2 separate regions of the Homo sapiens genome follow, and region 1 is linked to region 2. Evidence: chromatin loops called from intact Hi-C (ENCODE). Cell type or tissue: heart left ventricle. All regions are shown on one strand. Each heading gives the region's core, and the rest is flanking DNA. Links, peaks and the distances in the headings are about the cores only. Region 1 has its middle 9.8 kb from the start of BHLHE23. Region 2 holds the start of SLCO4A1-AS1 (SLCO4A1 antisense RNA 1).

Region 1 (15,578 bases), core at 6,814-11,813, 330 kb before region 2:
TATCCGGCTTTATTAACCCAATTTCCTCGGCTGTCGGTAATGCCAAGGGGAGAGGGCCGCCGCCCTGCAACGCGCCTGTCTACAGCGTTTAACTCTGATTAATACATTCCACAGGGCCTTCTGTACTTGCAAAATCAAGTGTATGGTTAAGTCTTATTCATAAAGACATATGCCTAATACTGGTTTCTGCTAATTTCCACTTTTATTTCTTCATTGTCTTTTTTTTTTCCCCTAACAGACTAGTTTATCAGTTTTGCACATTCGAAAAGCTGAGTGCCAGACACCGTTTTTCCCCTTTTAGATAAAGTGGGAAAGCTGGAAACTCAAATGCCCTTCACTTCTAGGGTCATTTCAACGTGATCTTAAATAAATTACCTGCTTATCAGAATTTGAAACAGGGGTGTTTATTCTGGTTAAAATCAGAGACATTGGTACATCATTTATATTCAGAATAAAGCATTTTATTGCCATTTATTTTATAAAAATAATATGGTTAAATTTTAATATCAAGTGAAATAGTGTTCATTTGTAGCTGAATTCACAATAATTTCAATTTTCAGATACTTGTGTCCACTCGAAACCAGAGTCTGAAGAGTCTCTGAGATGCTAAAACTCATCTAAAAGCAACCACTTATTATAGCACATGTGTGAAATCATAAGGAAAAGGGCAGAGGAAAAAAATCTCTCTTTCTCTCTTTGGGTGGAGAATAAGTTTTTGAAAAAACCACTTCACTAATCAAAAATTCTTCCGATTACTTAATTTAAATAAAAATTCAAGTTACATTTAAACTTTTTTGTACATGACAAAGCTGTGTGTCTACTGTTCTACAAACGTCTGCATGCTTCTCACTTGGCCTGAGTGGAGTGGAGTGTTTCGGAGAATTAGCTCGCCTTCTCTGCAGTGGCTGCTCGCGAAGCCACCTGGGCAATCACAGTGTCATCTGGCCTTTCTCAGATTTGCCCAAGGATCTTCTCATTCCAAGACAGCCCTCCACGGCCTGTGTGCCCACATCTGGCAAACAGCAAAGCAGAACCCACGTGGGTGCCTGTGCAAGCCCGTGGCTCCCGAGAAACGTGGGGGGCTGCTCGTCTTTTCTCTGACGGCTGTGCTCCTGCAGGTGTGTTGAGAATGGCTGGGGATCACCGGGAAAGAACTTCACCGTCACCACCCACCAGGAGCCACCCTTCCCCCAACACTCAGGGAGGAACCAAACACGAAAGAGCTTTGCTTCCAGCTGAGCTTTTCAAGACGCTCACTGTGTTGTTTTGTTTTGTTTTGTTTTTTAAGACAGAGTCTCGCTCCATCACGGAGGCTGGAGTGCAGTGGCACCATCTTGGCTTGGCTCACTGCAGCCTCTGCCTTCCGGATTTAAGCGATTCTTCTGCCTCAGCCTCCCTAGTAGGTGGGACTACAGATGTGCGCCACCACGCCTGGCTAATTTTTGTATTTTTTTGTAGAGATGGGGCTTCATCATGTTGGCCAGGCTGGTCTTGAACTCCTAACCTCAAGTGATCTGCCTGCCTCGGCCTCCCAAGTGCTGGGATTATAGGCTGAGCCACCACGTCTGGCTAAGATGCTCACCTTTAGATTCCTTCTAGGTAGAGATGTGCAGGCTGTGGGAGGTGGGAGGCAGCGTCCCCAGAACCGAGGTGTTCACACCACCCCGTGACCAGTGTTGCTGTAGGGAGAGAACGTGGTCATGTGTAGAATTTTACATTTTCAAGTGGCCATATTAAAAAAGGAAATAGAAGCAGATGAAATTATTTTTATTGATAACTTAATACTTATCCCAATACATCCAAAATATCATTTCAGTGTGTCATCCATATTTAAAGTTATTCGATATTTTACTTTCCTGGCACTAAGTCTTCAAGTTCCAGCATGTGTTTAAAGCCCAGCTCAGTTCATACCAGCCATGTTCCAATGCGTTTCAGTGCTCAGTGGCCACGCGTGGTTTGGCAGCCTCGGGTTTTGCAGCTCTCGGCCGTGAAAACACCAAGCACGCAAAGTACTCCTTGCTTCTTTCTCTTTGTTTAATAATAACCAGGAAATGCCTATGGACTTAAGGAGTCCATTCTAGAGCTGGGCAAATAGGAAATGTCCCATCCTTGTTTCTTTTCCAATCCTGATTCATCGAGCCTTTCTCCGGAGTGCGGGCTGGGGCTGGGGCTGTGGCTGGGGCCTGGGCCGGCAGCAGGAAAGGCAGAGGCTGTGCCCACTGAGTCACTGGGTCCACATGCCCCTCCAGCCTCACACGCGCCAACCACACCCAAGCCTAGGAAACGGGAGAAAGCGGATTACAAGGCCACAGAGTAAAGGTGTGGGCCCTGCTGGCTGCTGCTTGAGCGACTCACAGATCAAGACCTGTTCTTTTTTTTTTTTTTTTTGAGACGGAGTCTCACTCCGTTGCCCAGGCTGAAGTGCAGTGGTGCGATATCTGCTCGCTGCAACTTCTGCCTCCTGGGTTCAAGCTGTTCTTCTGCCTCAGCCTCCTGAGTAACTGAGATTATAGACGAGCGCCACCACGCTCAGCTAATTTGTTTTTCGTAGAGACGGTGTTTTCCTATGTTGCCCAGGCTGGTCTTGAACTCCTGAGTGATCCACTTGCCTCAGCCTCCCAAAGTGCTGGGATTACAGGCGTGAACCACCACGTCTGGCCAAGACCCATTCTCTTGATGGCTTGGCCTCTCTTTGGAAACGAGTTTTGTGAAGCTTAGTTTGTGGGAGCTTGGGGCAGGCTTCTCCGAGCCCAGTGGCTCTGTAAGGGTCCCTCGTGCGGTCAGGAGATGCAGGTTGCCTGACCTAGGTCCCACTCTTGTCTTCATGCACTGATGGCCATGCCTGCTTCCTTGCTCCCCAGGGACTCTCCAGCTTGCTGGGTAAAAATAGAGGGCCCAGCAGGTTAGAAAACAAATGTGGGGTTCACAAGGCCTCTCCTTTTTTCTTTTTTCTTTTCTTTTTTTTTTTTTTTTGAGACAGAGTCTTGCTCTATCGCCCAGGCTGGAGTGCAGTGGCGCGATCTCGGCTCACTGCAACCTCCACCTCCCAGGTTCAAGCAATTCTCCTGCCTCAGCATCCTGAGTAGCTGAGATTACAGGCGCCCGCCACCACGCCCAGCTAATTTTTTTGTATTTTTAGTAGAGACGGGGTTTCACCATGTTGGTCAGGCTGGTCTCGAACCCCTGACCTCATGATCCACCCACCTCGGCCTCCCAAAGTGCTGGGATTATAGGCGTGAGCCACCGTGCCTGGCCTTTCATTTCTTAAAGAGACAGACACTTCTCCTGCATCTCCACGCGTTTGGATGCCCTGTGGTCAGCGTACCTCAGACAAGGCAGCCCTTAACACGCACTTTCCTGCCTGAAACCAAGCTGCCAAGGACTTTCCCACCCCTGGGTGAGGCACTGTGGCCCGAGCACTTTTGGTTCCGCTGGTGCCTGGTATATGTTACAAAGAGCTTTGCTTCCCCCAGTTAAGAAATTCACTCACCTACAACTGCATCCCCGGTTTTCAGTAACAGGCGCTCGGCCTCCTATGTCAGGGCAAAACTGCCCCAGCTTCACCTCCACCCTAGGGCCTGTCTGGTGCCACTGGGTCCATCCGGCCCACAGCAGTTCATGGGCAGACCCTGGTTGACCAGGCACGCTGGCTTCCAGCAGCTCCTTTTAGCTGATAATTTCATCCCAACAATGGGATTTGTTTTCATGTGCGCAGCTGTCACTAGACTCATTGGGGAACTTTGTTTTACCTTATGGTTAAGTCAATGCCCAGCCGCTTGCTTTACAGACGCTTACTTTACCAAATGCGCGTGTCTGTTTCCCTTGCAGGATGGGAACAGGAGAAGAAGAGGCACCTCTTCGTAAAGGACAAACACCGTTCTCCTAAGAGGATGGGTGAAATGCACAAACCGTCTCCAACCCCCAAGCCACTCTGGTTTCACCATCGCTCTCCAAAAGACTTCCTGATGGAACCAGCCACCAGAGGCTCCTAAACCCTGGTTAATCCAGCAGAGAATGATTACAGCAATTTTCTAATGTGAATTTGTTTGTGGTATGTTTTTAGTCTTTAATCGCTTTTGGCATCCCATTTGAAGAGATAGAAATAGAGGATTTGTGATGTATTAAATTATTTCTCCAACAATTACCTCTTTGAACTCATAACCCTGGATACTGTGTTCCAATACTCCAACCAAAGTCTGTTTCATAAAATTAGGAAGTTGATATGCATTTGCAAATTTAATCCCAAAGGGACAAAACCTGTGCTACCCCGAACGCAGAAAAGGTTCAAACAGTTAGCAAAGTCACCTTTGATTCAACTGTTTTATTTGCTGTAAAAAGTGATTTATGCTGTATTATTTCCAGTCTGACGTGCCTGAGGCATCTTTACTCACATAAATGTATAAAAGCTGTTGTGTAGTAGCTGAATGGAAAGACGGTCAGAATTATCCTTGAAGTTAACGTAAGAGGAGGAGCCCCTCTGAGGGGCATGCATGGAAGGGGGTCTCTGAGCACACCGCACACCGCCGTGGCCTCTCCTGTCTCTGTCCTTCCCTGGTGTGTCTTTGCCCAGGCATCTGTGGGCATCCTCCGAGAGCCACCCTTGCAGGCAAGCGGCCTCTGTGGCTGTGCGTTTCTGGGGGCCATGGTGGTCGGAAACAGCGCAGAGTGCGCACGAGCCTGCCAATGGTCTCTGTTGCCCGAGACACACAGCGCCACCATGCATGCCTGCCCCACCCGGGGCCCCTGGGGACAGGACCATGATCTTGGCTAAAGTGCTCCTCAGAAAATGTCTGCACCTCTTCCTAGCCAGCCTCGTTTTGCCTCCAAGCTGGGTTTTGTTAAAAGTAATGAGCCCACAGTCAGTTGCTGTCCCGGGAACCCCTGATTGGCCCTGACGGGGGGCCAATCTCCCCGTGCACGTGGACGGCCCTTGCTGTCCTAATGAGGCCTCCACCAGTCCAGATCTGTGGCCGCAAACCCCGAGACACAGACAGGACCCACGATGCTGTCTGATGGCCACAAGGCATCTGACAGGATGCATTTTTGTCGCCGTCATCCACAGCCTCTGTGTGCTCTCGGCGTCTGGAGCTGCTTCTGGCCCCCAGCACTTCCTGCTTTCCGACCACGGATGACACCAAAGTTACCAAAGTTACAGGGTCAAACCGTCTCTGCATTTCATGCACGGAAATAAAACCATCCTCCACAGCCCAGCAGACTCCTGGGGCATTGCGTCCCGGTGGGTCCACGTAATGCAAACCGGTGAGAGACTCGTCACAAGGGTGTTCAGTACATGAACACACCCACAGCTTTAGGGACTGGGATTCAGAAACCCACCGACTATGAACCAGTGAATGCCAACAGGCCCATGCTGCTGGTGGAAGAAACGGAGGGGAGAAGCTTATTCTCCTCCAGACCCCACACCAACCAAGCCCCTGAGCAGAACCATCCCACCTGCCGGAGAGTGTCCCCACGGCCCTGAGCCGAGAAGTCAGTGACACCTGCTGGAGAGAGTCCCCACGGCCCTGAGCTGAGAAGTCGGTGAAGCCCTCGCTTTCATTCCAAGCACCATAGACAAACGGGAAGATGTTGATTTCACATTCAGGAATCTGGGTTTCCAAAATAAGCGTCTTCACCTGCTGCCGGGAAGAGACGAGCACTCCCCTGCTTTTACCCTGGATCCGCCCTCAGGGTGGTAGCATCAGCGGTGTGTCCAGAATGAGCAGATGCATCCAAAGCCGTCTGCTCTCCTGCCTTCTACCTTAGCAGCTTCCAGGGCACTAACAGAAGGAAAAGCACTAGGCTCGCCCTCCCCTCTTCCCTCTCCCCTTCCCCTCCCCACTCCTCCTCCTCCTTCAAGGCTCTCTGCAGAAGATGGGGTGCTTCTGCAGTGCACCCCCTCTTGTCTGGGTAGCTCTGCTCCCCTAACCATCAACCCATGCTTTTAAAAATATCCCAAATGTATAGCAGGTCTCAAGCCCCTGGTCACCTCCCCCAGCCCAGGTAGGTGCTGGTTTCGTCCGGCTTGGGGAAGGCCTGGCGGGTCTGGAAAGGAAAGACTGGCCCTGGTGGGGCAACTGAGCGCCTGTCGTCACCCTAGTCTTGAGACAGGCAGACATCAGATGGGGGCAAAAATTATCTCTGCCCAAGTGTGTTACCCAAACTTGTGTTTGTGTGTGCTATATGTGTGTGTCCATGTGGTGTGCCTGTGTGGACACGTGCATATATGATGTGTGTGTGCATGTGTCCATATGTGGTGTGTGTGCGTGTGTGTGCATTTGTGTGGTTTGTGTGTATGTGTGTGGGGGGTGTGCATGTGTGTGGATATGTGTGGTGTGTGTGCATGCATGGGGGGTGCATATGTGTGGTGTGTGCATATGTGTGCATATGTGGGGGGTGTACATGCATGTGGGGTGTGTGCATATGTGGGGTGTGTGTGCATGCATGTGGGGGATGTGCGCATGTGTTTGGCATGTGTGTGCATACACGGGGGTGTGCATTTGTATGCATATGTGTGGTGTGTATGCATGCATGTGGGGTGCGTGCATGTGTATGCATATATGAGCATGTTTGTGGTGCGATGCTGCATACAGCTCTCTTTCTGTGTGGGTTTCCAGCCCCCTCGCCTTCGTCCTGTTACAGCACAACTCTGACCTGCCAGGACAGCCCTGCTGCCCCCACGTCCCTCCACCTCCAGCCCTGAGAGATCTCTGGGGCCCTCCTTCCCTTTCTGTCGAGTTTGCCTTGTGTGTTTCACCGAGGTGAGACGTGAGCCACCATTCCAATTCCCAGGACACAGCCCTTTCTGTCTTTCTTAAACCCTGGAAAGCCCTGGCAAACACGATGAGTTGGGTGTCCCAGAGGTCAGGCCCTGTAACCCTTTCTGGAAGGAGAAGAGAGAGTTGGAGCGTGGGAGGTTCCCGGGCTGTCCCCAACTCTGAGTGCACCCGGCTTCCCCGTGCTTCTCCTGTGCGCGTCGGAGGGGTGAGCATAGAGAGGGAGGGAAAGCCGGGGGCAGGCCAGCGCTTCCTCATTGCCCAGCAGGAAGGCTGCATGGCATCCAGGGCACACCCCACTCGCAGACGTCACAGCCAGAGGCACGTGTAGCCTCCCTGAACCCAGACACAGGAGGGCAAGGAGAAGGGAGCGCCAGGGAGGATGACGGCCTGTCCTCAGTGTGGGGGTCCTTCGGCCATGGTTCCCTTCAGGCTTTCTCCCCCCAGGGAGGGAAACTGGAGTGAGACTGAGTCACAACAGGGCCAGGGCAGGGAGGGGCCAGAGTTAGGGGCTGCGGCTGTTTCCTCCTGAAATCGAGGACTCCCACCGCAGGCATGCAAGGCGAAGACCACACCCGGCCTCAGGTCCCTCCAGGGCAGGCTTTGCTATCAAATGAGTGTTTTTTTTAACATTTCCATTTTCAGAGCCTTTTGAAATGGAGGCTGTGGACTTGAGACAACAGGCCTGTGGGATTCCATTGACCATTGACCATTTTTTCAGAAGGAGAAACCGAGGCTGGGGGAGAAGGTTACTCTTTCCAAAGCACCAAAGCTCAGATTTAAAACTTGACTGTCAGGCTGGGCGCAGTGGCTCACACCTGTAATCCCAGCACTTTGGGAGGCCAAGGCAGGCAGATCACCTGAGGTCAGGAATTCGAGACCAGCCTGGCCAACATGGCGAAACCTAGTCTCTACTAAAAATACAAGAAAAAAATTAGCCGGGCATAGTGTGCACCCATATCCCAGCTACTCTGGAGGCTGAGGCAGGAGAGTCGCTTGAACCAGGGAGGCGGTGGTTGCGGTAAGCCGAGATCGTGCCACTGCACTCCAGCCTGGGTGACAAAGCAAGACTTCATCTCAAAAAAAAATTAAAAATAAAGTAAAAGAAAATAAAACTTTACTATCAGCCCCTGAGACCACAGCTGTGCCCACTGTGAGCATCGCCCCAAGACGCAGTGTAGAGATGTGGCCCGAGACCAAAGAGCATCTCGTGGCTGTGGCTCGGAGAAAATGGGTGTCAGCCCAGGAGAAACGCCTGAGCCTTCGTGGCTGTGGCTCGGAGAAAATGGGTGTCAGCCCAGGAGAAACTCCTGAGCCTCACCCAGGGTGGGGTCACCCCTGCCTCATGGCTGTTCCAGAAGGTGGGCGAGAGCCACTGCGCCCGGCCAACGGTCAGCACCTTTCAGTGAGCATGGGTGTAGCAAGTCAGCTCTGACTTTCTGCTTAATGAGGCTTAAAAGGTAACTTTGAGGAGACATGGCTCCCCCAGACCTGCTGGTTATCAGTGAGGGACCCGTCTCCCGCACAGGTGGTGGTGATGCTGTGGCTAATTGATATTGTGTGGGATTGCAGCTGTGGGGACAGAGGAGGGGACAGGGGACAGATGGACTCTCCAGGATGCAGTGTCACTAAGCAGCCTCTGTACAGCCTGCAGCAACAAAATGTGTTGTGGAAAGAGGACGCTCCCCACGCCTTGCCCCCATCATGTAGTTGAACAGGTGTTTCCAAAATAATTACAAATGAACAGACGCGCTCAGAGGCTGGTGTGCTGGGGAGGGAGGGGCGTGTCCAGGGCCCTGCTGTGGTCCAGACACACTGCCCCACAGGCTGAGGGTGAGGTCTCCGCCCGGGCTCCGACCTCGGCACTGTGTCCCTGTCCTTGGCAAACTCCACGCCAGGTGGCCAGCTGAGGTCTGCACCTGCAGGCTGGGCCCCCGCTCCCCTCGCCCATCCGGCCACCTTCTCTGCTGGGGAGTGACCGTCATTGAGCTGCGTCCTGAGGATTAAGGGGGGGCCTCCCCACTCCAGGCCCGCATGGTCACTGCATCAGGGTCAGCTGCAGTCCCACAGACGCAGCAGCCTCCAGCTGGACCTGAGTCACGCGGCTCCACGCCACATGGGGGTGACACAGGCACCACAGCCCTTCACTAGAGAGCGGCAGCCGGAAGGGGCAGGTGCGGCCAGTTCTCTGCCTGAAGAGCCTGCAGTGGAGGAAACGTGGAGCTCACCGTGGTAACCATTTCTAAGTGTATAGTTCGGTGACATGAAGGACATGTAGTGTAGTGCAGCCAGCGTCACTCTCCATGTCCAGGACTTTGCTATGATTTGATCGTTTGTCTCGTAAATTGAGGTGTAATGTATGTACGGTGACATTCACCCTTCTGAAACACCACGGCCACACGGCCCCCACCACAGTCGAGACAGAGAACACTGCATCACCCCACAGGTCCTGCTGTGGTCCCTGCCCTGTGCCCCTGTGACCCCTGGCCTGTGTTCTGTCCTGAGTTCTGCCTTTTCCAGAATGTCTCATAAACGGAGTCACCGGACTGGGGCCTTCAAGTCTGTCTTCCTTCCCTCCCTGTGCCCTAGACTGTCAGCACTAACGTGGCTGCACTGGGGGGTTGAGGAGCTGCAGGAGGTGTTTCTGTAAATCCTGGAGTGGGCCAGGCCGGGAGTTGCTGTCATTCTTATTCTGCTGCCCCACAGGGGCCCTCACTGAAGCTCTGAAAGTCGTATACCGCCTTGATTTTTGCAGGAGGAGCCCTGCGTGAGCCTCTGGATGTGAAAGAGACGTTTGGGGAATGAAGTGATCGGCCCGGCCTTAATCTTGCTGGAAAGATCCATGGACCTGTGTCAAGATCCTGCCTGCAGTTCTGCGGCACACGGAGAATCCGCAGTGCGATGCGTGCTTGGCAGCCCTTCGGAAGCAGCCCAGCTGTCTCCCACAGTTCCAGAAACACTTCTCCAGATTCCAGCCACAGCACAGCACACCGGGCGCCGGGTTGACAGGGTGGAGACAGGCAAGGGGAATGAGTTGGCCAGGCACGCACGGGCGAAGGGAAGGCTGCGTGGTGTGGAAAGGCCTGGGGCAGCTGGGGGCTCAGGCCCTTGCAGGACTGACGGATTGAAACAGCAGCAATGGTCTGGAGGGGACGCCAGGGAGGCCCCTGTGAGCTCAGCCCGCAGGGCTGCCGCTACGCTGCCTGTCACTTGGCATTAACCTGGAGACGTCCCCAGCCCTGACTACAAACACTGCAGAATATAAACCAGTCACGAAAGGCCCACGCGATCTTGCAACGAACCAGCAAATGAGAAAGGACCAGACTAGCAGCTCCTGAGATGGAACAGGCTCGGCCAGAGACACGCTTTACCGTCCTTTGTCTCTAGAAGGTGGAACATGGCGGGTGGGTTTTCCTACTCAGATCTCGTCTCAACTTTTTTCTCTTTCACGCCTTGATGGACAGGCCTTTAATAGACAAGCCAGGTTTAGGGTGCTTCCACCAGGGGAAGTCATGATGTCAGGACGTCAGCACCCCAAACGGAGCCTGGTGCATTGCTCCCAGCCACCTCCCAGGCCAGGCCCAGACAGCGGGGCTGTCTCCACAAGCCCGCGTTCCTAATCCCCCTCTAGGCAGCTCAGTTATCTGTCGGGCACTGTGGGATGTTATGGATGAGCTATGATTATATATTCCCCGTAACACCCTAAGTCAATCTTCGCAATTTTCATTTTGCCGAGACTTAATGTAGATTGTGCCCTGTTGTTGACTCCCATTTTAATCCAAAATCGCTCATTAAATGGAGACCAGCAGGCGTCGGTGGGCGAGGCCTGTGGGCTGAGCCTTGGCCGAGAGAGACCAGAGCAAGTTCCAGATGGACAGAAGCAGCTGCCCTCGTTACGTGCTGGGCGCTAATCTGAAACGCTGACCCGCTCCTCTGCACATTACAGTTATTAAATGCAACCAAAATTCCAGGGATGACGTGGTCCCTGGATGCCTCTGGACCAGGAGCCTGCCTGGGGCTGCACTCCTGCCTCAGAACCTCAGCGGGAGGAGGACAGGCAGCTCCGCACAGAAGCGGCGGTCTGGCCCCCAGGGTCTACTACAGGCAAAGGCCCCCCACTCGGTGCCCACGGACAAAGCCCACCTGGAAACCCCTGGGATTCCCTGCCCACCTGGCCGAACACGCCCAGCTGGGGTGCCAGATTCAAAAACAGTGACTAGGTCCCAAGTATTGCATGGGGCATATTTACCCTACAAATGTATTTCTAGTTATCTGAAACTCAAAGTTAACTGGGGGCATCCTGTGTCCTTACTTGCTACATCTGGCCACCCTCCCCTGCCTCCCAGCCTCCCCTGCCTCCCAGCCTCCCCTGCCTCCCAGCCTCTCCTGCTCCCAGCCTCTCCTGCCTCCCAGCCTCCCCTGCCTCCCAGCCTCTCCTGCTCCCAGCCTCTCCTGCCTCCCAGCCTCTCCTGCCTCCCAGCCTCCCCTGCCTCCCAGCCTCTCCTGCTCCCAGCCTCCCCACCTCCAAGCCTCCCCGCCTCCCAGCCTCCCCTGCCTCCCACCCTCCCCTGCCTCCCAGCCTCCCCTGCCTCCCAGCCTCCCCTGCCTCCCAGCCTCCCCTGCCTCCAAGCCTCCCCTGCCTCCCAGCCTCCCCTGCTCCCAGCCTCTCCTGCCTCCCAGCCTCTCATGCTCCCAGCCTCCCCACCTCCAAGCCTCCCCTGCCTCCCAGCCTCCCTGCCTCCCAGCCTCCCCTGCCTCCCAGCCTCCTCTGCTCCCAGCCTCCCCTGCCTCCCAGCCTCTGCCTGCCTCCCAGGCTCCCCTGCTCCCAGCCTCCCCCGCCACACTAACCAGGTAAAATCCTGCAGCTGCCAGCACCTTAAATGTGGTTGCAGTTATTAAATGCCACCAAAGTTCCAGGGCTGACCCTGCCCTGCGGCCCTTCCTCCAAAGGATGCTGTAAACACCTTTCCAGTGAGTTTCCTGGGGGCAGGACTGGCTACAGAATTTGCAGTCCCAGCACAAAATGAAAATATGGGGCCCTTGTTCCAAAACTGTTAAAGATTTCAATATGGCAACTTCGGAGAATTAAACCAAGCAGAGGTCCCTTCTCATCACAGGGCCCTGGGCAGCTGCTCAGGTCACGCACGGTGAAGCCAGCCATGCCTGGGGAGGGGAGGGGTGTACCTCACACCCCAGTCAAGCAGCACAGCAAGCTAGGCCCACGACAGACCCACTTCTTAGCGCCCTCCTCTTCCTCCATCCCTCTTGGCCCCTTCATCCCAGTACCCGACGGTCACATCCATACACGTGTGCACACGTCTGCACACACACCCAGGAGCACACACTTCCACACTTCCACCTGGAGACTGCTGCCTGTGTGGGAGGTGGAGACAGGCCTGGTTTAGCTGCTGCTGCCCTCGCTCCCGTCCGTGGAACACAGTCTGTCCAATCTCCATTTGGAGAGGAGATGGCCAGTTTCTATCTCATGGGAGAGGCATGGGTTTCCCTGTGGGTTCTGTCCCTCAGCACGGGCAGGCCAGAGCATGAGTCGGAGCACTGCTGTGCACACAGGTGACATGGCCCCATCTGTCTTCACATCACCTTCTCCTCTGTGTGCGTTCGTCCCCAAACTCCCCTGCCTCTCTCTTCTAAGGATGCATGCAGGCCAGGTGTGGTGTTACACACCTGTGGTCCCAGCTACTCAGGAGACTGAGGTAGGAGGATCGCCTGAGCCCGGGGGTGTTCGGCTGCAGCAAGTGAGCTACGATGGAGCCACTGCATTCCAGCCTGGGCAACAGAGCAAGACCCTGTCTCAAAAAAAAAAAAAAAAAAAAAAAAAAAAGGATGTATGTTGTATTAGTAGTTCCCACATTGCTATAAAGAACTACCTGAGACTGGGAAGTTTATACAGAAAAGAGGTTTAATTGGCTATGATTCCCCGAGCTGTACAGGAAGCGTGGCTGGGGAAGCCTCAGGAAACTTACAGTCATGGCGGAAGGTGTAGGGGAAGCCAGGGCGTCCTACCTGGCTGGTGCAGGAGGAAGAGAGAGTGGGGCGTGGGGGCACTTTCAAACCACCAGATCTCGTGAGAATTCTATCATGAGACAGCACTCAGGGATGGTTAGAAGCCATTAGAAGCCACCCCCATGGTCCAACCACCTCCCACCAAGCTCCACCTCCAACACTCAGGATCACAATTCAACATGAGATTTGAGTGGGGACACAGAGCCAGACCATGCCACAGGTAATGGCATCAGGGGCCCCTCTGATGATCCAGGATAAGCCCCTTTTCTTGGGACAGTTAACCTAATTATGTGTTTTACCACATTTACAGGCTCTGAAGATTAGGGTGTGGACCTACCTTCTTGGGGGCTACCACTCAGGCCACTGCGGGTATTTTCTTCTGTTAAGAATGTTCCCAGTGGTAGAGGACGGTTTCCGTAGAGATGCAGCTCTGGGAATCGGGCCTCCCTGTCCTCCTGCCTCCTGGACAAGCACCTTCCTCAGAAGCCGCGCAGTGGCTGGTTTCTCATCTGCCTACAGAGACAGTGTGTATCTGAGTAAATATCCCTTCCCTAAAAAGCAGAATGACAGCCTGTTGCAAACAGTGCTTCTGGCTACTTGCTTCCTTAGTCGATCTGGGAACTGTCTGCATCGTGTGTGTGACTGAGCCCGGCTCCTCTGAGCAGCAGCTCAGGTTCCATCTCTGACTTCCTGGCCTTTGCCAGCAGCTTGCAGTGCTGGGAGCTGGGATTGACGGCCACCACCAGACGCAGAAAGAGGCAAGGAGAATCCCCCTAGGAGGACTCATGCCCTGCCCACACCTTGATTTGGGGCTTCTGGCCTCCGGGACCATGAGGGGATCAGTTTCTCTTGTTTTAAGCTGCCCAGTTTGTGGTACTTCACGGTAGCAGTTCCAGAAGATGAAAGCAGCACCTGCCGTGAAAAATCCTAAACTTGGGCTGCGGCGTGGACGTGTGCCCCCACGCCCTTTGGCATCCTCCTGGGGTGGTGGCTTTCCTTTCCACTTGGGCCTGTTCACATCTTTCGTGTAAGTTTTTTTCTCCCAGAGGAATGAGAGGAGAGGGTGGGCGAGCTGTCAGTATGAAATTCCATCAAGTGTGCATGGCAGCAAAGCTGCCCCCACCCCACAGGTCAGCCAGCCAGGGTGCCCAGAAATTGGGCACAGAGACCCTTGTGTGGTCCTGTGGGCCTCTGCAGCCCGGCACGGGAGCCCCCACTGTGGAGGTGTTGGATATTGGGTGGATCAGGTACTGAGTGCTCAGCAGCCTGGCTCAGGAGCCCCTACCGTGGAGGTGTTGGAGATGAGGTGGGTGAGGGACTGATCGCTCTATAGCCCAGCTCAGGAACCGCCGTTGTGGAGTTGTTGGAGGTTGGGTGGGCTCAGGTACTAAGTGCCCACAAGCCGGCGCACTCCCCGCTGGGACCCTTAACCTAATCACGCGTTTTACCACGTTCACAGGCTGTGAAGAGCTGTGGAGATTGGGTGGGTCAGGTCCTAAGCACTCCGCAGTGCAAGCCACGAAGCCAGGCTCTCGTTCCCGTCTTGCAGATGGGGTGGTGGCGGGTGAAGGAGACCCAGGGCCTCCTGCTGCTTTCGGAGGAGCCGGAACTCAGGGCCCAAGGCAGCTGCAGGCAAGTCTCCCGGCTGGCCCCATAGAGGCAGCCCCTGCCTGGGGTGGAAAGTATGCAGGGAGGCGGCTCTCTGGCACACACCGACGCTCTCCTGGTCCAGGCATTTGCATTCTTGAACAGAAGGTCATGCACCCTCCACCTCAGGATGCTCAGACCAAGGAGCACGGAGGGTGGCCTTGCTGGGCTCTCCTGAAAGTCACAAGCACCTTGGAGGCCACCCCAGGAACGTTAGGAGAAGGCAATGCCAGCCGGGCCACCCCAGGAACGTTAGGAGAAGGCAATGCCAGCCGGGCCACCCCGGGAACGTTAGGAGAAGGCAATGCCAGCCGGGCCACCCCGGGAACGTTAGGAGAAGGCAATGCCAGCCGGGCCACCCCGGGAACGTTAGGAGAAGGCAATGCCAGCCGGGCCACCCCGGGAACATTAGGAGAAGGCAATGCCAGCCGGGCCACCCCGGGAACGTTAGGAGAAGGCAATGCCAGCCGGGCCACCCCGGGAACGTTAGGAGAAGGCAATGCCAGCCGGGCCACCCCGGGAACGTTAGGAGAAGGCAATGCCAGCCGGGCCACCCCGGGAACGTTAGGAGAAGGCAATGCCAGCCGGGCCACCCCGGGAACGTTAGGAGAAGGCAATGCCAGCCGGGCCACCCCGGGAACGTTAGGAGAAGGCAATGCCAGCCGGGCCACCCCAGAAGGGGCGTGTGTCAGTGGCTGGGAGGATGGCCTCAGTCCTCCATGTCCACGCCAGGAAACAGGTGTGGGGTCTGGGCTGATGCAGAGAAGACGAGCAGGGAAAGGGGTCCCGATCCAGACCCCAAGAAAGGGTTTTTGGGTCTCATGCAAGAAAGAATTTGCGGCGAGTCCATAAAGTGAAAGTAAATTAGGAAAGTAAAAGAACAAAAGAACGGGGACTCCATAGGCAGAGCCACCGCATGGGCTGCTGACTAAGGTCACTTACACGTATTTCTTGATTATATGCTAAGCAAGGGGTGGATTATTGATGAGTTCTCTGGGAAAGGGGTGGGCAATTCCCAGAACTGAGGGTTCCTCCCCTTTTTGGACCATATAGCGTAACTTCCTGATGTTGCCGTGGCATCTGTAAACTGCCATGGCACTAGCAGGAGCGTCTTTTAGCCGCTAACCTATTATA
Region 2 (15,578 bases), core at 4,602-9,601:
AATTCAGTGATAATTTTTAAATGCACAGAAGAATAAGAGGAACTGGTCCAACAACCAGAAAATTTGACGTTTCCAGCTGCTCCTGGCGTCTGACTCTTGAAGAACATTTAGTGCACAGCACACAGGAGGCCCCCGCAGCCCTCATCCCAGCAGCCGTGGAAAATCTCTCGAGGGAAAACCAAGTGGGCTTGGAGGACTCCTGCCTGCCTCTCCCTCTCCCAGGATGCATGTCTTTCTCCTCCCCACAGGCAGCCGGGCCCTGTGGCCGGCACCTTCCTGGCTAATCCCAGGGGCTCCTCCCAGGACGTGGGAGGACAGGGGCTGGCTGTGGGAGGCATCCAGGACCCAGGCCAGCATGCAGCCGAGGGCGTATCCAGGGCCCATGTGCCCACCAGGCTGGGTGCGCCCGTGATCCCGGAGAAGCGGGGGGCCTGTGTGGGCATCTGCAGATGCCTTCTGGCCTCTGTGGCAGGGCCAGGAGCCACACGCTCCCTGCACTGAGTCACACAGAGGCTGGGTCATCAGGCCTGGGGGGCTGGGGCCGGGACCAGGCTGCAACCAGACTGCTTCCTCTCTGCCCCTGTGTCCCAACTGTCCCTGTCAGCCATCTGCTCCTGTCTCCTCCCTGGGCCTGAGTCAGAGCCAGGCGGATTGTCAATGGGGAAGGCAAGGGGAGCTTAGATCGAGGCGAGGGCAGCAGAGCTCAAGAGCTGCAGAGACCCCGCAGCTCTTGGGAGCTGCCTGAGGGGTGGCAGAGCCCGCGTGGGTGGCCGGCAGCCCGGGCTGCCCACTGGAGGGGCCCTCCTGGACCTGGGAAGGGAATCTGGGCTTGGTGGCCTCATCCATCACGCACCACGAAGTCTCACTGCCGGCAGGGAGATGGATGCCTTGCAATGCCGATGAGCAGCCCAGCATACACCCAGTCGCTTTGGGGGCCGCTCCCTGGAATACCTGCCCTCCATCCTGGGCGGGAGCCTCCACTGTGTGCCCTGTGCGAACATGCTGGTCCTCTTCCTTCCCTCTCTCTGTCCTCTCTGCAGCTCGGGGCGTTTCTCTTCCTTCCTGGCATCCAGGGTGGGGGCAGGGCATGGAGCGGGACAGTCCTTGGAGCCCCCAGACCGGAGTCGAAACTCTACAGCCTCCGTCAGCTCGGCGGCCATCACAGAACCATAGCTTGGCGGCTCAAACAACGGACGTGCCTTACCCACATTCTGGAGTCCCGAAGCCCACGAGCAAGGCTGGGCTCCCAGGGAGGGTCCTTTCCTTGGTCTGCAGACGGCTGTCTTCTAGTCGTGTCAGCACATAGAGGAGAGAGGAGCTTGGTCTCTTCCTCTGTTACAGGGCTACGAATCCCATCGGGGGGCCACCCTCACCCCCTCATCTCACCCTAGTCACCTCCCTGAGGTCCCAGCTCTTAACACCATCACACTGGGTGCTGGGGCTTCGACCTACGAACTGGGGGATGCTGTCAGTCCACAGCCCCTGCCTCTGCCCATTTGTCACTGTGAGACATCGGGGAACACACAGGGCCGCTCAGACCCTTGGAATCGTCATCTGTGAGTCAGAGACCATCTTGACCACTGGCAGCAGAGAGGGTGCACCACCCTTGGTGGCCAGACCGCGTGTGCCGCCTCCCTCTCATCCCTTCTCCACCCAGTGTCCCTGGGCTCTTCCCCCCTTTCCCTGATGTGAGGACGCAGCCTCTTCCACCTGCTCAGTCCTGAGGTCCCCGGGTTCCATTTGGATCTGCCCAGCCTTCCCGGATGAGCTCCCCTGACCAATCTCAGCTCAGCCCGCAGGCTGACAGCTCCCATGAGTCTCCCCGAGGGCCCCATGGACACCTCCACACGGATGCTCAGTGCCACACGCCTCTGACAGGTGCGGCCAGCTGTGCCCCAACACCCACACTCCGGTACCAGAACACCTCCTTCAGCTGGGAGCACGGCTGGTTCCTGCCTCGCCCACCACTCACTGGGACCACGGGACGTAGCTCTGAGCAGAGGGCTTGAGGGCAGGCATCCGCCGAAATGGTCTCGTGGGACTCTAGGAGGAGATGGCTGGCACCTTCCACCCTGATTCCCTCCTGCCCCAGCCCAGTGGCCAAGTGCCAGCCACTGCCATAGACGAGCCTGGGGGGTGAGGTCCATGCCCATGGAGAACAGGTGAGCGGCAAAGGACTGGCCCTTGTTTTGTGCTGTTGCCCAGTGTGTTGGTTAGCTATGGCTGCAGAACAAACTGCCCCAGAATTTAGTGACTTTTCGCAGCACACGTTGACTATGTCAAAGCCTTTGTGGGTCCAGAATTCAGGCACCACGGAGCTGGGTCTCTGATGTGTCTGCAGTCCAGGTGCTACAGGGTGTCGTCCCCTCTTGGTTGGCTCACGTGGCCCTTGGCAGGATTCCAGTCCTTGAAGGCCAGGGCTGAGCATCCGGTTTCTTGCCGACCGTAGGCAGAGGCCAGTTCCTGGCCATGCGGGGTTCCCGCCAGGGCAGCCCTTGAGAAGAGTGGCGAGAAGGTGGGCTGGGCAGTGTCGTGGTCTCTTATAACCTGGTCAGAAGGTGGGCTGGGCAGTGTCGTGGTCTCTAATAACCCGGTCAGGGATGTGGCATCTGCCCTGTGCTAAGTCCTGCTTGTTGGAAGTGTGTCCCAGTGACACCCGGAGGAGGCAGGTCACTGGAAGCCGGCACTGCCCAGCATGCCCGAGCCTCATCCTGACCCTAGCTCCACCCACCTCTGATGACTCCTGATGAACCGGACTCCTGATGAACATGGCAAAGGTGGGACCTGGTGAGGTTCCTCGTCCTCCCCACTCCCTTCTGAGTGGCGATCCACTTCCCTGGCTCCCCAGAGCCCCTGTACTCCCTCTAGGGTCTGTTCCTGCACTCCCTTCTGTCACCTCCCTCGGGAAGTTTCTCCCTGCACCCCCTGCTCCCCATCATTTCCCAACTTGGCCCTCTGTGCCCCCCCCATGCCCCTCCCTGGCCCAGCAGTCACAGCAGTGAGCTCCACACAAGCGTCCTGGTGAGCCCAGGTCCCCTCTCCTTATGGCTGTGTTTTATCTCCTTACTTAGCAAATCAAAATGTCACCAGCACCGGATTGTACCCTAATTTGGGGGGGATCTTGACCGACGCATTGGGTTTTGAGAACTCCTGGCAGGCGCTGCAGACTGTGAGCACCGGAGGGCGAGGGTGGCGTCCATCCTCAGTGCTGGGGACCACCCGGGGGTTCTGATCTGACCCACCTGAAACTAAGTCCTCAGAGAGGCCCTGGGGCTGCAGGGCTCAGCGAGTGGGAAGGGTTTGGCCATAAGGAGCTCCGGATGGCAGAGGTCTCTTAAGGACACCAGTCCTGTGGGACCTGCACCCACCCTTATGACCCCGCACATAATCATCTCCTAAAGGCCCTGCCTCCAAACACAGCCATCCTGGGGCCGGGGCTTCAACATATGGCTCTGGGGGACGCAAGGCAGTTGATACCAGCTGTTCACCCCATGAATAACGAGGGAAATGTAACGCAAGATGAGGAACAATTTTACTGTGACACGTTTATATAAGAACATATGTACACTCATGTATGTATATTTGTATGTGCAGTCAGCCCTCCGTACCCTCCAGTTCCATCTCCCACAAAAACTGCATTTTCCATCCAAGGTGGGATGAATCCTCAGCAGGGGAGCCTGTGGATAAGGAAGGCCGACTTACGGGGGAGCCTGTGGATAAGGAAGGCCAACTTTTCATATCCACGGATTCCACAGGGCTGACTACAGGACGTGGGCCAAGGATGGCGAGACCACCAAACTCTGCAAACTCATAGAAATAAAGCACGCGGTACGGGGACGCAGGCTTAAATAACAAAATATATTTCGATATGCACAGTTTTAACTGAGGACACACAAGCCTTCCTCAGGCTGCAGGCCCACCGCCCTCCCAGTGGGATTCACAGCCCCTGCGGAGTTTGTCCTCACGCACACCACACACGATCGGGTATAAAACACATTCTATAAACACGTTCTGATGCAAACTGTGTGTCCATAAATATATATTTATGCAAGTTCCTCCCACCCACTGCAGGGCCGTACAGCTCTGGGGACAGGAGGTCACAGCCGACTTTAAACCACAGGTTAAGTAGAAGGTTGCAGGTCAAATAGAAGTTCCCGTGTGATTGCATCACCCAACGGCACTGTTCTGTCATCAGGAAATGCTGAGTGCCCGCCGTGGCCGGGTGGGCGCGGGCGGTGGTCAGACGCTGCTCTGGAGCTGGCTATCTGTGGCACTGTCAGGGGCTGAGGACTGGCTGGGCAGACAAGTTTCCAGGCCATCTGAAGACTCCGACAGGGGCTTGTATAAGAAGCAGGCTATGGCAAAGAAGAGGACGCCCAGCACCTGGGGAGAGAGGAGCCCGCTGGACCTCGTGGGGAGCTCGGCCAGAGCCTTTGGATACTGGTGGGCCTGTCCCAGTCCTGTCCCTGCCCCAGCCTGCAGCACCCTCACCAGGTCCACGGAAACCCATCCTGCTCTGAGAGGGTATCTTTCCCATATAACCGGTTTGTAGAGCAGACGCCAATATTGTTAAAGAGGGAATGAAACACACCCTTTGACTAAAAACAGAGGCACAGGACTGAGGGGCTTGTCATGGGTTGAACAGTGCCAGACACCAGTGAATGGGACCTTTTTTGGAAATAGGGTCTTTGCAGATGTAATTAAGGATTTGAGATGAGACCATCCTGGATCTAAGGTGGGCCCCAAATCCAATGACTGGTGTCCTCATGAGAGAAAGGAGAGGAAGACTTGAGGCAGGGACAGAGGGAAAGGCCACATGCAGCTGCAGAGAGCCAGAGCGGCGGAAGGAGCCCGCCCTGCCCCCACCTGCAAGCGAATCTGGTTCTGCTACATCAGGCCACCCCGCTTGCGGTCCTTTGTCGTGGCGGCCACAGGAACCTCACACAGAGCCAGTCGCCGGTCACCACCACAGCCGGGGTTCAAGCCCCGGTGCCACCATCATGGGCAGTTCTGAACCTTCAGGGTCTTGGTTTCTTTGTCAACAATGAGGGGCTGCACCGACTTTGCAGGGCAAGAGGACGATGTGGCAGGAATCCCACGTGGGCCCCAAAGGCGGTGAGGTCCAAGCACGGATGCTGCCGCAATGCCCACGCAGAGTACATGTGCACCACTATGATTTCCACGCTGGGCGTGGACCAGAAACACCCACTGTGCCTCCTGGAGTGTCAGCCTGGCTGATGGCCCTGAGCCTGCATTCAGGGAGTGAGGCTGTTTTGACTCGGTGCAGGACAAAGTGGAATGCGAGGGTGTTTATAAGGAGACACCGTGTGCTCCCCCGCTACAATTAACATGGACGCATGCGCTGCTGAGGCCAACTCTGACCCTCTGGATACGGCTCCCGCTGGCTGTGCTGAGCCCAGGGGATGGCTGCGTGTGGAGGGCTCTCAGCCTGCTGCTCCCAGCTAAGGGATGCATCCAACACAGCAAAGAGAGAGTCTGGGGACGGCTCCCTGGGAAAGTACAGCAGCCCCCTCATCCGCAGACACTGAGACCCCTGTGGACGCGTGAGTCTAAGGGTAGTACTAAGCCCAGCCAAGGAACTACACCTTCTCGCTGAAGGAGGCGCCTCCGGCTTCCCATTGGCAGAGCTGAACGGCGGCGTGAGTGCTCCGGTGCTTTGGGGCCATGATTAGGTAAATAAGAGTGGCTTGAACATGGCACTGTGATATGGTGATGGGGGATGTGGGAACCACACCGGCTGCTAAGTGATCAACAGGTGGTGGCATGAATAGCCTGGACACGCTGGACAAAGGTTATGTCTTATGAAGTCAAATGGTCAATTTCCTGATGCTCATGTGCCTTTGGGCTTCCCCAAACACCACCACTCCCTGAGCAGAGACGCGCCTAACAGAGAGTCAACCGTTATTTTATGCCAAAGCGAAAGGCGTATCACAGAGGGCTTGGGCCTTAGTATCCAATATCCCCAAAGCTCCCTGCAGAATAAGTTCTGACCTTGCCTTCTTCCAAAGTTGGACAAAGGGAGAATCCGAGTCCTGGGCAGGACAGATCAAGATCTCACCAGACTGTGCAGAACGGCGCGTGCTTTAAAGGTTATGAACTGTTTGCTTCTGGAATTTCCTATTTAATACATTCAGACTGTGGTGGACCTCTGGTAACTGAAACTGTGGAAAGTGAAACCTCAGATGAGGGGGAAACCGAGGTGTATGTCTCCTTAACCCACTGCTTCTCTCCAGAGCCACACAAGGCCCTGCTCAGACTCGCCTCTTTTCTGCTAATCCGAGGGGAGGTGAACCAGCTGGGCTCCTTCCCTTTCTCTAACCTCCCTCCTGGAAAGCCTGAGGCCACGGGTTCCTGCAGGATGAACTCTCCTGGGTCCGTCACCCAAGGAAGAGCGTCAAGATCCTCTGAACAGCTGGCCGTGGGACCGCATTTTATTTAGAAGGCTTTGTGCTTTATCGTCTAATGGGGGCAAATTCCAAACACAAATACTGCGTTTCCTCCCAGGTAGCATACGCCAAAAGTCACAACAGAAAGTTTCTGTTAGCTTGAAAAATGAGGGCCAGACTAAGAGATCCAATGGAATCCAAGGCGCACTGATCACGGAGAGGCTGCAACCTGCCCGCCAGCCCCCCAGACTGAGGCCCGGAGTGGACCAGCTAGTCAAGCCGCTCTAACAGGAGCAGCCACTTCTTATTTCTGCAAAGCTTTTAGTTAACGGGCATCCCGGGTACGTGCAAGACCACACTGTGGAGGGGCAGTCCCAGGAGGTGGGAGAGGGAGCAGGGCCTGGGCCTGGGCTTTGCTGGAGCTGCTGGGGGCCTGGACAGTGAACCCCAGGAGGAGGCCCTGCAGCCCACCTGCCTCTCCCCACAACCAACTCATGAGGAATGTGGGAAGGGCCTTCTACAAACTGGCTGCAGGAACATCTGTGATGTACTAGGCTGTGGTCCAAGCTGCTGGAAGATCGCGGCATGTTCGGAGCCCCCAGCCACCCTCAGAGCAGACCCTCTGTCCCCTCCCTGGGCCTGCTTACCTTGTACAGGAGCCCCATGATGAGTATGTAGCGGCTCATGGCCGAATTCTGGTACACCAAGCAGGAGCCCTGCTGGCCACACTGGTCCTGCCACAGCAGACAGGCCTTGTCGATCACCCAGCCGAAGGCGATGGGCCCCGGGATGCCCCCTGCGGAGAGAAGCCCACTCAGCACCCACACTCCTGGTGGGTAGGGGCTAGGCAGGGGGCAGGCAGCCAAGAGGCCTGGAATGATGGGCTCTGGGAAGGTGATACTGGCCGTTGGAGTTCTCAGGGGGTGCAAAGAGGGCTTAAACGTTCCTTTCTTTGGGCATTCGGCATTGGGGCTGCGAGTTTCCCATGATCTCCCAGGGAAAGCCTTTGGGCAAATAAATGACGATGGGCCCCTCTAGTGGACAGTTAGGGAATGGACCCCTTCCCAGGCGGGAACAGCCTCCTGCTGGGAAGCACATCCCCTTGGTGGTTAGACACTTGCCCATGCCCTTGTGCAGTGAGCACACTGTGCAACTGACCATGGCTTCCTCACACTGCACAGTACCTAGTATTCTAACTACAATCCACTGGATTCCCAGGGCAAAGGATCTCTGAGGGTCACGGACACATCTGCAATAGAAAACCACAGCGTCAGCACCCACAGAAGTGGGGTTGCATGCCAAGTCACCCCCTAGGCCAGTGGCCTCCTGGACCAGTCCCCAGCCACATCATCACCCCCCCCCAAGTGGGAAGCCCCTCGTCAGAGATCAGAGACAGTGAGGTCTCTCCTGCCACCAGTGACAGACAGGCCCGCTTAGACCTGGGTGTTTCCTGGAGTGCTCCTGTCTCAGGATCTGCAGAGCTCCGCCTCAGGGTGCTGCAAGGAAAGCTCTGGACAAGCGCACACCCGACCCCAGCTTACCGTAGAGTTGCCGTTAGTGCAGGAATGCTGCTGAGGAATGTAAAGAAAATTACAACGAATATGAAAACCAGAAGGAGGGGCTTTCTCTGACAAGTTGAAGTGCATTTCCCTGCAGTGGCATGGCCAAAACCAGAGGAAAGATTCTGAGGGATACAGCTACAGTCTCGGTACACCTGGGAAGCCCAACAATAGCTCCGATTACAAGGGGAAGGCACGGGGGCCCCTTCCCAGGGTCCAGGGGAGGACAGGGGCGGTAGGCAGCGGCTCCACTCACCTTCTGGCCGTCCACATTCGTCTCCGTGGCTGCAGGGCACCCTGCGTGGCACAGTGAGAAGTACATGAGGCCGTCCGAGCCGCACACAGGGCTGTAGTGTTCTGGCTGGCAGCTGCAGGCAGCGTTGCAGGGAGCCGTTAGGTTCAGGTGGCCTTCGGGCAGGAGGCTGCAGAGGGGGGACAAGCGAGTGGTAGGGTCCAGGCCAGAGCCATGCTGGCGCCCAGCAGGCACAGGGTCAGCCATGGGGCTCGTCCCCATGCAGCCTGCATTTCGGGTCTACAAACTTGCCAAGCTTGCACCGCCCCCAGCACGCTGGGCACTCACACTGGGCACTGCCTTCTGGTGATAGAATGGTTTTTCCTCCTCACGCAAGGAAGGCACACCCATGCCCCCCAGCACCGTCCGCCTGATGCACAGCCCCTTTCCCTAGTTCATTTGTTTTTGGACAGGCAACACATTCATATGGATCAAATACAAACATTAGGAAAGAAAAAGCGCCAAGTACACAAAGGCAGCCTCGTGGCCCCAGCCCCACCCCAGTCCTCGGTTCTCCAGCCACAGGCCGGCTGTGCATTTGCAGGGGTCGTCTGCACGTACACGCCCCTCGGCAGTCACAAACATCTGCACTTCTCACTTGAATCAGAGCACACTGCGCCCATTGTCCAACTCCTTCCTTTTTCCCACTTCACAGTATGTCTTGGCAGTGGCCCAGGATGAGCTTCCTCCACTCCTTTGTGGGCAGGGCCTCTGTTGTGAGGACAGCGTAGTGACCCCGTCCACCCTGATGACTCTTAGGTTCCGATAATGCCACAACGGCTGCTTTGTGCTTCTCGGCCTTGCACGGCACCTGCAGGTGCACTCCCGGGGCCCGCAGGGCAGGGCCGAGGTGCAGGCTACCTACGTGTATTTTGGATATTCCCTAATTGCCACCTGACCAGCAGGTGTCCCTCCCACTCCCAGCACATGGCAACTCCAGGAGCACATCCTGGGACACTTTTTATGTCACCGAGAGACCAGCCTCAAGGACCCCGAACACTAGGGCTGTTGTTCCATTTGACACAGCTACAGAGCAGAGTGCTGAGGCCCAGAGAGGCATATGACTGCCCGGGGGCACAGCCGGGACCCAAGCGCAGGCACTGCTGGGGGCTGGCATGGTGCCTTTTCACGTGGATGCTGCCGGGTGCCCTGCTGAGCGGGTGTTGCCCTTGCCGCTGTCCTGTGACGTAGCCCTTTTCAAAACCACCTCTCCCAAGTGCTGCACCACTCCTCCTCCATGCCCAGGGACCGCGGGTGCTTGGGGCCCCGACGCGTACCCAGGTGCCATCTGGCCCTCACCTCCCGCCGTAGCTGGCTGTGACGCCCGCCATGGGCACACTGGGGCAGTGCAGTGAGAAGACGAGGATGCCCAGCAGGCTGACAACGGTGCAGAACAGGCAGAACTTGATGACCGCGGAGCCCCGGAGCCTGAGCTTGTTCACAAAGAAGCCGCCCAGGAAGGTGCCGCCACCACCCGCTGGCACCACCAGGTACCCTGGGGAGAGGGAGGGATTCAGCCAGGGACTCAGGCAGGGGGCCGTGGTGGGAGAGGGTGGTGGATCAGCCGGGTCCACTTTACAGGTGGGGAAACTGAGGCATAGAGGGATCAATTCCTGCCTGCATGGCAGCACTCAACACCACACCTGAGTGCTTAGCTGTTGCGCTGATAGAGCCCTAGGAGGGACCTCTGTCCAGAGCCCACAGCGGGGATGCCTCAGAGGGGAAGGGGAAGGGGAAGGGGAAGGGGAAGGGGGAGCGGGGGGGCGGGGCGGGGCGGGGGGAGGAGGAGAGCCCAGAGTGCTCCAAGGTCAGCGGCCCCTGCCCCAGTGGGAAGCCAATGACTCCTCCACTGACCCCCCTCCAGGGCAGCCACACCCCCTCCTCCCCCAGGGGCCTCTGCCGAGTCCCTGCAGGCTGTGACAAGGACATTTGTCGAAGCCTGAGTGGCCACCAACAGTAAAAAATTGCGATTAGCTGGCATCTAGCTTCTGGGCTGACAAGTGAGGAGGGCACAGGTGAGGGGACAGGTGGAGAGGGGACAGGTTTGGGGGGACAGGTGGGGAGGGGACAGATTTGGGGGGACAGGTGGGGAGGCTCTCCAAGGGGCAGTAGAGCTGACCTCTGGGGGGCTGTTGAGTGTGGGAATGTGGGCTTGTGAGGTCAGCCCAGAGGGGCCAGGCCAGGATGGGCCTGTGGGGGAGGGAGGGGAGCCCTCATCTGATGCCCTCTTCCTGTCCAGATAGTGGACCCTGGAAGGGTAGAGCGCGGTAGATTGGCGGTGGTGGCCCACATGCCTGGCACCTCTGCCATGGCCCAGGGTACTCTGTGAACGCTGGCAGGAGGAGCAGCTCTGAGGAGGGGTCCCCACTTTCTGCAGACCTGCCCAGCCTGGGAAGGCCAGCCTGCCTCTGGCACCGAGAAACCCCCAGCTGCACTGTTCCAGGAGGTCCTGAGGCACCAGTGCCTGGCTCATGGAACAGCCAGGTCCAAACCCTTCCTGCACCAAGTCACAGAAGCCAAGACTAGGTGGCTAGGGGGTGGAGCCCACCGTGGACCCTTCCACCTACGGAGCATGTCCCACAAAGAGGGCAGGACCACCACTCTCCCGGCCTGTGGACAGAGTCGCTCAGCCCCCGTGGCGCTCTCCACACCTGCTCTGGCAGCGGGGGTGGGAGGGCACTCACTGCCATGTGCCCTGTCTGGGTCTTTCTAGAAGATGCCCTTGAAGACTCTGTTTCTGAGAACTGACATAAAAGCAGAGGACCCCCAAGATTCAGTTTTCTCACCAAACAAGGTGGCAGCTTCTGAGGCACTCAGGCTGAACTGGGACTCCAAGAACTTGGGGCTGAACGTGGACATGCCGGTGATGAGAGTGGCCTCGGTGGCCCCGGCCAGGCAGAGCAGGATGAACGTGGGGTTCTTCAGCAGGAGCCAGATGGAGCTGGGCAGAGGTGGGGGTGTGGAGAAGAGACTGAGGGTCAGAGTGGTGGGCAGAGGTCGGGGTGTGGAGAAGAGACTGAGGGTCAGAGTGGTGGGCAGAGGTCGGGGTGTGGAGAAGAGACTGAGGGTCAGAGTGGGCCAGACCCAGGGTGGGAGGAACCTGCTGTTCCTGAGGCTGTCAGCTCCCCGGTCTGATTACAAAGGGCCCCTGTTCCGACAGGGAGTAGAGTGGGGTGCAGGCAGGTGGGGGACACCCACACTTATTCCAGAGAAACCCAGGGGGCGCCAGGCTGAGCCTATGCCTGTGGCCCACTTGTCCTGAAAGCTGCAGTCCCTGATTAGGGAAAAACCTTATCAGTGCCTTGGCCAGAGCTTCAGCTCAGGTGGGGAGAGACCCCAAGTGACCCAGGACCCTGTTCCGTCACTGGCCAGCAGCAGGGCCTGAAAAAGGGAACTGGCTGGGGCAGGCAGAGGCCACCAAGTCCAGGACCGGACAGGCCCTGGGATAGGGGAATGGAATCACGGGAATGGGGACTGTGGCCAGTCCCCAACCGCCAGCCCCTGGGAGAAGTGGGGCAGGAAGCCACTGGGATTCGAACCCTCCATGCAAGAAGCCCCTGGGTAGACGGACCTGGCTAGCTTGGTTTGCACTTGGGGGCCAGTGGCCCTGGGGGTGGTGAGGCCTCAACTGGGGCGAGTCCTTGGTGCATGGGCCTGGAGCCCTGGGGGGAACTGTGGGAACTCTGAGCCGTCTGGCCCTGAGGGCTCAGCCTCAGCCTCCACATCTGCCTGTTGCGGTCCTGGCTGTGGGGTCTCAGGATAAGGACATAGCCCCCTGGAAGCTGGGAAGGCCCCACATCAGGCCTTGCAGTTTCTAACCCAGGAGGTGGCCGACAGCAGTGCGTCGGGGCTGCCTGTCCCTGCACACGAGGCCCTGGGGGGTGAATGGAGGCTCTCCCTGTTTTTGTTAGCATTGGAGGCCTGAGCAGGGCTAACGCCCAACCGCTGCTTAAGCGCATAAGATGCTGAGATGGAAAACGTGTTGCATGGTGTAAACCACGCAAAGCCCTCCCAGCCAGTGCAGTGATCGAGGCAGACAGAAGGGAAACCGCCTCTGCAAAGAGAGGCTCGGCTCTCTCTGGGGTACACAGATCACCCAGACTGGGCAAAGCTCACATTCATCCCAGCTCACAGCTGCCTGCATCCTGTTCACAGCACGCTCCTGTGCGTGACCCTTCTCCCCCACTGAGTGGGGGGCTCTCGGCCTCAGGTGGGGGTGTTTGCAGACACAGCTATTGTCCTGTCCCTGGAACTCATAACATAGACCAGGGGCAGAGACTGTTCCTGAAGCCCCAGGTCATGGCACAATAGCCTCTCACATCAGCCCACAGTAATGCAAATTTTCACAATAAATGACATGTCCATGTCGCCTCTGCTCACACCGCAGTGTCGCTGACTTGAACCCCTGCGTCTGCAGCTTAGTGACATCCTGTAAACCTACACTTTCCAGCCTCTCACCAGAGCAGACTGTCGGCCTCACATCACCCCCACCTGCAGGAGGGCGGCTCTTTCCTCTCGGCCACACCTAGAGCCTGGTTCCGATGAACGCAACTCTGAATGCCTGGAACATTCAAATGCTCTTGTTTGAGGAGGTGGCCAAATGTAAATGGATTCTGAAGAATCAGGAACAGACGGTGCAGCCCTAGTTAGCCTCTGAGCCCCAACAGGCCCACAGGTGCCTTGCAGAGCTGATGTTGGCGTCAGAAACTCCGCTCCAGCCTCACAGGCACTCTGCCTGCTTGGAGGTGTTCGCTGGCTCGCTCAGACTGACCTCAGCAGCCATGAACATGGGTTCTTTCTGTCCCCTTCCCTGATTAAAATGGGAGAGCCCAGTTCTTTCAAAATTTATTTCCTGACTTGAGGATTGAAAAGCCTCTTCTTTCTGGTTAACTACTTGGGTCCCACGTCTTGAAAAAGGCAAGACGATGGAGGACAAAGGAGACCCCAGCCCATGCCCTCCCTTCCCCAGCCAGTTCTGGCATGTGGGGTGACAGACCTGGGGTGGGCACCCTGGGGGGGGTCCCGGCGTGTGGGGGGATGGGGCTGGGGTGGGCACCCTGGGGGGGTTCTGGCGTGTGGTGTGACGGGGCTGGAGTGGGCACCCTGGGGGGGTCCTGGCATATGGGGGGATGGGGCTGGGGTGGGCACCCTGGGGGAGTCCCTCCCTGGGGCTTTTCCCAGACCTGCCCAGGCTCCGGGGTGTGTGGCTGCGTTAGGAGGCCCTGACTCTCTGAAATGCTATGCAAACTTCATTTCTTAATCACTGATTGCTCGGCTGAAATTCTCGTGTTGAATTTGCCCAGAGAATTAGTCATGACTTTAATAAAGGGAACATGTCCCATGATTTATTTCTTCCCAGCAACTGGTTTAGGGAACTAACCCTGGACATAAACCTCCTTATCACCTGATGAACTGAAAGAGCCCCAGGGTTCCTAGGTCCACACTGGGGGCTCACAGCCACGCTGGGAACAGGGCGCCTGACCCTCAGCTCTAAGCCGCTCTGCTGCTGGGTGGAGGAGAGAGGGTGAGCCAGTGCCTACACGATGTTCCCAAGTCCTGGGAACGTGGCCCCGGGTCAGCTTGGCCCATGGGGTCACCCTCCTTAGCAGGCAGCTCCCAGCTCCTTTGGGGGGTCTATCAGGGTCCTAATGAGGCCTCTCTTTCCCATCTTCATCCAGCCCTGCTCCTCTCTGCCGTGGACAGCTTGGGGCTTTCTGAGGGGCCACCTTTGGCCCTGATGCCTTCCCTCCTATCCTGGTTGAGGGCAGGCAGCAGGGACTCACCCATTGCCCACACCCTCCACCCACTATGGCCAGTGAGACACAGCCATTTGTGAGCTCAGGGACCTGCTGCTACAAGGGCACAAGAGTCTCCCCGTGCTGGGGCCTCAGACGCTGAGGACTTGGGTGGTGGCCACCCTGAGGGCCACCTGTGCCCAGCCCTGGGGAGAGCCCCCCAGGGAAGGCATGATCCCCAGGAGAGGCCGGGAGGGCCCGGGCCCCTCTGTTGTCCCTCTAGGACCCCACCGGCTCAGGGCCCCGGGTTCACCCTAGCAGTGCAGCAAGACAGCAAAGCAAGGCCGGACCACACTCAGCAGAAAGGGAAGGCAGCCAAGGCAGACGGCAAAGCAAGCAACCTCCCCAGAGGGTGAGCGGGACACGCCGGGTAGAGGGGGGAGGTCCTCAGAGACTCTGAGGGAGGGAGGGAGATGGGGGGGCAGCATCCCAGGGCCCGGGGGGTACGGCACAGGTGACACCTGATGAAAGGGAATTAGAGTGTGGGGGGTCATGGTGAGGGAAGGGTCTCAAGTCAAATGCAGCTTCCCTGGGGACCCCGGGACACACAGGCCACGGGGAGACTTGCTGGTGTGGAAGGGATTTGCTCCGTGGCCACTGGGAGCCAGGCGCAGCCCACAGGAGTCTCCACACTGTATGAGTGAAGTGATGGCTCCCTGGGTGCGGGCCGAGGCCCCGGCCCCACTCTGGGACTCTCCCACGGCTCTGCAGCCCTGAGGCGGGGTCTGCGGCCCCTGGCCCAGAGGCTCTATCTGTTGCTCCTTAATCTCTTGGCCCAGGGTCACGACAGAGGTTAGGGGCTGCGTCCCCATCATGATCCCGGAGGGGTCTCAACGACTCCCCCAAGATGGGGACCATTAAAGGGTCTGAGGACACTAGGAACCCTCCCGACTCCGGTCCTTACAGAGGCAGGTCTCTGATGGTTTTCCCAAAGTCCGGGTTGCTCGCCTCCCCACGGCTGCTGTCCTTCAACTGGTGCATTTCCGCCGCTCTCATGACCGCGTAGCGCTGGGAGCCTGGAAGGGCACAGAGTGAGCTGGGGCTGGGGGCTGGGGGCTCCCGGAGGTGGACTTCTCCGAGAGAGGCTCTGCCCCCACTCCTCTGCCCCTCCCCGGTCTGGGAACGTCACTGTCTGACATCCCTGCAGCCCTCGCAGCCCCGGGGAGGCGGCACTGGAACAGAAACCACGTGAGAATGCAGCACAAGCCGGGTTTGGAGGTGTGGGAGAGCTGGGGCCCAAAGTGGGGCTGGGGGAAGGAGGGGATGGAGGCCCTGCCCTGATTGGGACAAGCCTGTTCCGTGGCCTGAGGGGGAGAAGCCGCTGGGGCAGAGGGGAGGCCACAGGACAGGATGGACACACAACCTGCCTTGTGCCACAGCCAGGAGGCGTCTCTCCACCCAGATGGGAAGAACACTGAGAATGAGGGTGTGCCGCAGACTTGATCATGGCGGGGAAAAAGACAGCAGAGGAAACGGGGTGCCCCCTTCGCGAAGACTAAGGGACAGTCTCCCAATGTGAAGGCTG

The links. Peaks named below come from ENCODE experiments on the same cell type or tissue, not always from the same donor. Only the 100,000 strongest peaks of a DNase experiment are listed, where the experiment ranks them.
Region 1: it touches region 2 in a loop (2.9-fold over the local background); 12 of 110 quality-filtered maps call a loop at or near these places.

What each region holds. Positions count from the first base shown.
Region 1 is chr20:62,989,329-63,004,906 of GRCh38, reverse strand. No RefSeq gene overlaps it. Among named protein-coding and RNA genes, the nearest start is that of BHLHE23, 9.8 kb to the left of the region's middle. RefSeq lists enhancers at 549-1,062, 4,217-4,858, 4,859-5,501, 6,016-6,780. In heart left ventricle, for the core only: no CTCF peak of the experiment used is centred there; no DNase peak of the experiment used is centred there; H3K27me3 peaks cover 3,170 bases.
Region 2 is chr20:62,660,555-62,676,132 of GRCh38, reverse strand. SLCO4A1 (solute carrier organic anion transporter family member 4A1) reads right to left here. Exons shown (of 12, transcript NM_016354.4): 5 at 14,958-15,069; 6 at 11,045-11,199; 7 at 9,558-9,753; 8 at 8,223-8,388; 9 at 7,949-8,121; 10 at 7,592-7,656; 11 at 7,055-7,203; 12 at 3,840-4,383. The coding sequence ends at 4,240. SLCO4A1-AS1 (SLCO4A1 antisense RNA 1) reads left to right here and starts at 9,512. Exons shown (of 4, transcript NR_024470.1): 1 at 9,512-9,748; 2 at 10,123-10,273; 3 at 10,636-11,209; 4 at 12,646-13,106. RefSeq lists an enhancer at 3,792-4,750. In heart left ventricle, for the core only: a CTCF peak has its summit at 7,459 (motif pointing left); no DNase peak of the experiment used is centred there.